2 separate regions of the Homo sapiens genome follow, and region 1 is linked to region 2. A link is a contact called in ENCODE Hi-C or POLR2A ChIA-PET data. All regions are on one chromosome and are shown on one strand. The core of a region is the stretch at or near the end of the contact, and the rest is flanking DNA. Distances in the headings are between cores, read along the strand shown.

The links. A loop is a pair of places that touch in the nucleus more often than their neighbours do. ChIA-PET counts read pairs that join two places held with the same protein, here RNA polymerase II (POLR2A). Pooled maps may share reads with other maps.
Region 1: a pooled map shows a loop between it and region 2 (2.3-fold over the local background). The contact joins two enhancer-like sites. A Hi-C loop is called at or near these places in 3 of 37 single-sample maps with no recorded cell type and 8 of 50 pooled maps. POLR2A ChIA-PET finds 5 or more read pairs at or near these places in 1 of 52 experiments (PC-9).

What each region holds. Positions count from the first base shown.
Region 1 is chr7:77,452,003-77,455,029 of GRCh38, reverse strand. No RefSeq gene overlaps it. Among named protein-coding and RNA genes, the nearest start is that of GSAP, 37 kb to the right of the region's middle. Within about 2 kb of position 1,394, at least 3 of the 41 ENCODE cell types and tissues checked have a DNase peak (open chromatin) inside an H3K27ac peak, as active enhancers do.
Region 2 is chr7:77,268,576-77,271,360 of GRCh38, reverse strand. All of the region lies in intron 9 of CCDC146 (coiled-coil domain containing 146), which reads right to left. All of the region lies in intron 2 of LOC102723791 (a long non-coding RNA gene), which reads left to right. Among named protein-coding and RNA genes, the nearest start is that of CCDC146-AS1, 21 kb to the right of the region's middle. Within about 2 kb of position 1,525, at least 6 of the 41 ENCODE cell types and tissues checked have a DNase peak (open chromatin) inside an H3K27ac peak, as active enhancers do.

The DNA of each region.
Region 1 (3,027 bases), core at 145-2,644, 180 kb before region 2:
GTACTGTTTTGCAACCTAATTTTTTCATGTAACAAAATTTCTTGAGCATTTCCATGTCATTAAATATTTATTTAAGCATTTAAAGTAGCTGTGTAATGTTCAATTATAAGGATGATTCATGTTTTATTTACACAACTCTCTACTGTAGAACATCAAGGAAATCCTGGTGGCTAAACTTTTTTTTTTTTTGAGATGGAGTCTTGCTCTGTCGCTCAGGCTGGAGTGCAATGGTGTGATTTCAGCTCACTGCAACCTCTGCTTCCCGGATTCAAGCAAGTCTTCTGCCACAGCCTCCCGAGTAGCTGAGACTACAGGTGCATGCCACCACACCCGGCTAACTTTTGTACTTTTAGTAGTGATAGGGTTTTGCCATTTTGGGCAGGCTGGTCTTGAACTCCTGGCCTCAAGCGATCCACCCACCTCGGCCTCCAAGTTGTTTTGTTTGTTTTTAATATCCATGAGTTTTTCCTTGGGATAAAGTCTTCAAAGTGGAATGCTAGGTCACGGTGTATTCAAATCGCCTTCCTGAAAGTTTATTCCAATTTACACACCCAGCCACGGAGGGAAACATCCTGTTTTCCTGAGTCCTTATTGACATTGAATGTTAACATTAAATTGTTTTCCTTTGTGGCACTGAAAATGATACATAGTTTTCTTTAAACTTGAAATTATTTAAACATTTAAACATACGTTTATTGGTTATTTGTTCAAAGTTATTTTATGAATTGCCTTTTCCATCACCTATAGAATAAAGCTGAAACTACTTCAGTTCAAAGCTCTTCCAACTCTGACTCAAACTACTTTTCTAACTAATTCTCCTACAGTTTCTAAACATTCATTTGGGACACTCAAGGGGATTATTTTGTTTTCGATTGGACCATATGAATATATATTTTTCTAGGCCAAAAAATTGTTGACTATTGATAGTTTGATATGGTGAAAACTTATAAATCTCCAAAACCTTTGCTGTGACACTACAGTACTTTCCACAAATGCCTGTTGCCCGTCTCTGCTTGGTGAAATCCTGCTAGTTCTTTACAAGGTGGAGTTCATGAATCAGGTCCTCTCCCTCCAATTCCCTTGCCACCCCTCTCCAGGTTCTCCTCTCACCCCCAGCTTAGGCAACTGTAGATCATTTCTTTTCACAATTTCAACTCTCATTCTTTCCTCTCACAGCTGTGGAATGATCTCAGGGTATTGCAGCTGAATAACAAGTTTTCATTTGCCTAGCAGAGGGTGAGCCCTCTGTTGCTCTTCTCTGGCAGAGGCTGTCTTATTTATTTTGGCAGCCTCAGAGACAAGCAAAGTTCCCGGCTTATAGTGGGTGCACAAAAATATCTGTTGAATTGAAGAACTAGTAACTTTAGGGACGAGGAAGTGCCTTATTAGTGCAATACTACTTGCAGTTTCCTTCCATGTTAAATAGGAAGAGCATGTGTAACACCTTCTAATATCTTCTAATTTGGTTGCTTGGTATTTTGTTTGGAATTGGTCCTCCTTATTTTGAATCCTGCATCTTTCTAATTCATCTTTTCCTGTATTTTCAGATGTTGTAATTATATTGCAGTTCAACAGAATTATTTTATTCCATGGTACAATTCCCAAGAGCAAAACAGCACAATTCTCTAACTGGCTAAATAACAAATCAGCATACTTTCCAAGGACTATATTCTGTGTTTTTTCCTTTTAATCAAATCCATCTTTTCTGTCAGTTGGACTTTCAGGAGCTTTTAGTGACTTCTGGGGAATACCAGTGCTATAGACAGTGTAGCTTCAGGAAACATTAAAAGTAAAAATATTTTAAAAAATTCATTCAAAACATTTAAAAGGAATCTTACTGAGACAGTCTTCTGTTTATATAAGGGATACACTGCACAATTAACTTAAGGTATACTTACAGGAAGAAAATCATGAAATTATAGAACTTTAAAGCTAGAAGAGACCCCCAAAGCGTTTCAGTATGTGCTCTTTGGTGAAAAAATACCAAATAGGAGTTGGGGAGAGAATAGTTTGAGCTTAACTTTGGCTCCATATTCCCTCTCCAGTTAATTTGAGTGAAGTTCCAACTCTTGCTCATCTTTTCTACCTGCATATCCTGCCCTAGTCATTCCTGGAATGAGTTCAGGTAGAAGCAGCTGCAATGCCAGGCCTCTTTTGTGTTTATATTCGGGGAGACTGGGCGTTGCTTTATGTATTCTTCATCCCCTCTTTTCCCCTAGACATTTTGCCAGCTCTGGCCTTTTCTTTCCTGCTTGCCCATTAGGCAAGAATGTGCTCAGTATTTTGCCTTTTCTAAGTGGGCTTCTCTAACTAGGAAACTAGTTCAATGAACAGGTCCAAAGAGCCAGAAGAACTGCGTAAGATTTTGTAAAATGTGAATGGGGTATTATAATTTAAAAGACAGATTATAACAAGTGTTGATGAGAATGTGGAGAAACTGGAACCCTCATACACTGCTGGTGGGTTGAAAAATGGTGCAGCCACTTTGGAAAACAGTCTGGCAGTTCTTCAAATAGTTAAGCATAGAGTTGCCATATGATCAAGCAATTCTACTCTTAGGTGTACTCAAGAGAAATTAAAACATATGTCCAGGCCGGGCATGGTGGCTTATGCCTGTAATCCCAGCACTTTGGGAGGCTATGGCGGGCAGATCATGAGGTCAAGAGATCGAGACCATCCTGGCTAACATGGTGAAACCCTGTCTCTACTAAAAATACAAAAAAAATTAGCTAGGCTGGTGGCATACACCTGTAGTCCCAGCTACTTGGGAAGCTGAGTCAGGAGAATCACTTGAACCCAGGAGACAGAGGTTGCAGTGAGCCGAGATCGCACTACTGCACTCTAGCCTGGCGAAAGAGCGAGACTCCATCTCAAAACAAAACCAAAACCAAACAAACAAAAAATACGTCCATAGAAGAGTTTATACATGAATGCTCATAGTAGTGATATTCATAATAATCAAAGAGTAGAAGCAATCTAAATTTCCATCAACTGATGGATGGATGTTGTATGTCTATAAAATAGAAT
Region 2 (2,785 bases), core at 276-2,775:
AGTCCGATGTTCGAGGGCAGGAAGGGTCCAGCACGGGAGAAAGATGTAGGCTGGGAGGCTAGGCCGGTCTCTCATTCACATTTTTCTGCCTGTTTATAGTCTAGCCACACCGGCAGCTGATTAGATTGTGCCCACCCAGATTAAGGGTGGGTCTGCTTTCCCCAGCCCACTGACTCAAAGGTTCATCTCCTTTGGCAACACCTTCACAGACACACCCAGGATCAATACTTTGTATCCTTCAAGCCAATCAAATTGACATTTAGTATTAACCACGACAGCAACAGAATGCTGTTTTTTTTTTTTTTTTTCCAGAGCTGCAATGTATCCAGGAGTCCTCACACTTCTTTGCAGCTGGGGGTGCCCATATGAGCTAAGACAAGCCAATGAAATGTAAGTGGAAGTCTGTGAGGAGGGGTCCTGGGAAAGTGGCTGTTTTCCTGTTAAAAGGAGCTGGCCAAGCCAGCAATCATTTATGTCTTTTGCTCGTTGCCCTTCCTCCTCCTTTTGCCAGTTTATGCTTAAGGTGGAATAGCCATTTTCTGACCATGGAGAAACAATGTACACACTAAGGTTGACTGAAAGGGGAGCTAAAAGGATCCTAGACTTTTCATTATGTGAAATAACCGGTTGTGCCTACCTGTGCTCTTTTTATTAAGTGAGTAAAACAACTCCCTATTTAGCAAAATCATTATAGTTGAGTTTCTATTACTCATTGAGGCCAAATTGCAAACCTAACCTAATAGGTGTTTCTCTTGAAAGGAAACCTTCCCAAGGTAATCTGGAAAATAGGCTGGAGTTAGACTGAAGTCTCCATTAATGTGGGAGGAAAATAACTATCAAGTATCAAAGTTCTAACTACATGGTCTGGAGTTACTTGAGATATTTTCCATTTCTTTTGAGCCCCAAACTGCATATATCAGGTTTTGTAAGCTTATGATAGTTCTTTTAGTTTTTATAGTGTAGCATTTCACATTTAAAAATGTATTTATTGTGATTGTGACCAAACAACAGAAATGTGTAAAGTAAAAAAAAAAAAAAAATCTGCTTCCTACCTCTGCTGCTTCAAGTACTACTCCCCAGGAGTCACTATTAATAGTTTTGGTGTCTGTTCTTCCAGGCATTTTCAATGCATGAATAATCATCGGTAACTTTCATAAAAGTTAAGAAATTAGACATTACTTGTTGCTGTAAATATCCCAATTATTTGATATCAGTGAACCTCAGCTTAACACTTTGATATTTTTCTAAAGCATTCCAACCTTTCATGAGGCTTGTACCTTGAGTTTCTGGGAGAGTCTCTATGTACAAGTCAAACGCCATAGGAGAATCAAACAACTGTCTCTGGGGGGAAATACATTCTGAAGAATAGCTAGAGCTCTTCATGTTTACCTTTTATCTCTTTTAGTTTTGGATTGCATGCAAGTCTGAAAAAATGTTCACTTGGGCTGGGAGTGCCTGGCCTGACCCACTCCTGTTTTCAAGTACTGCCAGCTGTGGGCAGTGGCTGGGCTAATTATAAATCACAGGGTCAAAGAGGAAGTTAGTCTCTCACTGAAACTGTACTAGAACAAAACCAGATTTTTCTTAAAATCAACAAAGGAAAAGGATTCTAATACACTTTAATTTCTGTTAGTTTTATATTCTATGGGTGCTTAGTTTTATATTCAATGGGTGCTATTTTGTGGACTTAATAGCTAGTAGTGTCATAATATAAATAGCTTTTATAATATTTGTTAAAATCTGAACAACTTGTGCGCATTCCACTGCAAACTCCTCTTCGGTCAAAGGCCATGCCTCACATATTTTGTGTCCAGTCAGATCAAACTACAGTGACAAGCCTCACCATCACAGACAGCTTCCAATTAGATTTATAGCAGCCCATGCTTAAATATAAGCAGATAGCCAAGAATTACCATATATTGGAGGAAAGTTTCTAAAAAGAAAGAGACAAAAACAAAAAAAGAAAAATACAGAAAAAACACGGAGAAAAAGTCTTATTTAGGAAAAGAAGAAGAAAAAGAAACCATCATTAATAGCCTCAATGAGATAAGAGATTAAAGATACTATGAAAAAGAAACATCCAGAGAACAAAGAGAGCACAAGGAAATATAAAGTATGATAGCATAATGAAAGAGTAGAAGGGTTGAAAGGAAAACTTGAGGAAATTTCTCTTTTAGCAAGTCAAATGACAAAAAAGAAAGGAAAATAAAAGAAAAAAGAAAATTAGAGGACTGTTTTAGAAGGTCCAACATCTGCGTAAAAGGAATCCAAGACAGAATAGAGAAAATCAAATGGACAAAATTAAATAATCCAAGACAAAGTATCAGAACTTTGGAAGGACATATACTTCCATAGACAGAGAACCCATTCAGTGCCCCACACGATGGATACAATGGGAACATCATTGTAAAATGTAAAAATTCTGGAGGCAAGTAAGAGATCCTACAAATTTCCCAGCATGGAAAAAAAAATGGCTTCAAATAAAGGATCAATATTTAGAATGACATCAAATCTTCTTCATAGTGAAGCTAGAAGGCAGTTAATCTAATGCCTTTTTCCTGAGGGAAAATGATTTCCAACCTAAAATTCCATATCCAATTAAAGCACTAATTGTCTGTATGGCTAGTGTGAGGGTAAAATATTTTTTAGCATGCAAGGTCTTCTGACATACAATTTCCAACACACAAAGTCTTAAACAATTACTTTTTCACTAACATTTTTCTCATGAAGCTACTGGAAGGCATGTCCCCTCCTCCAAAAGGGGGTAAGCTAAGAGAATAAAATA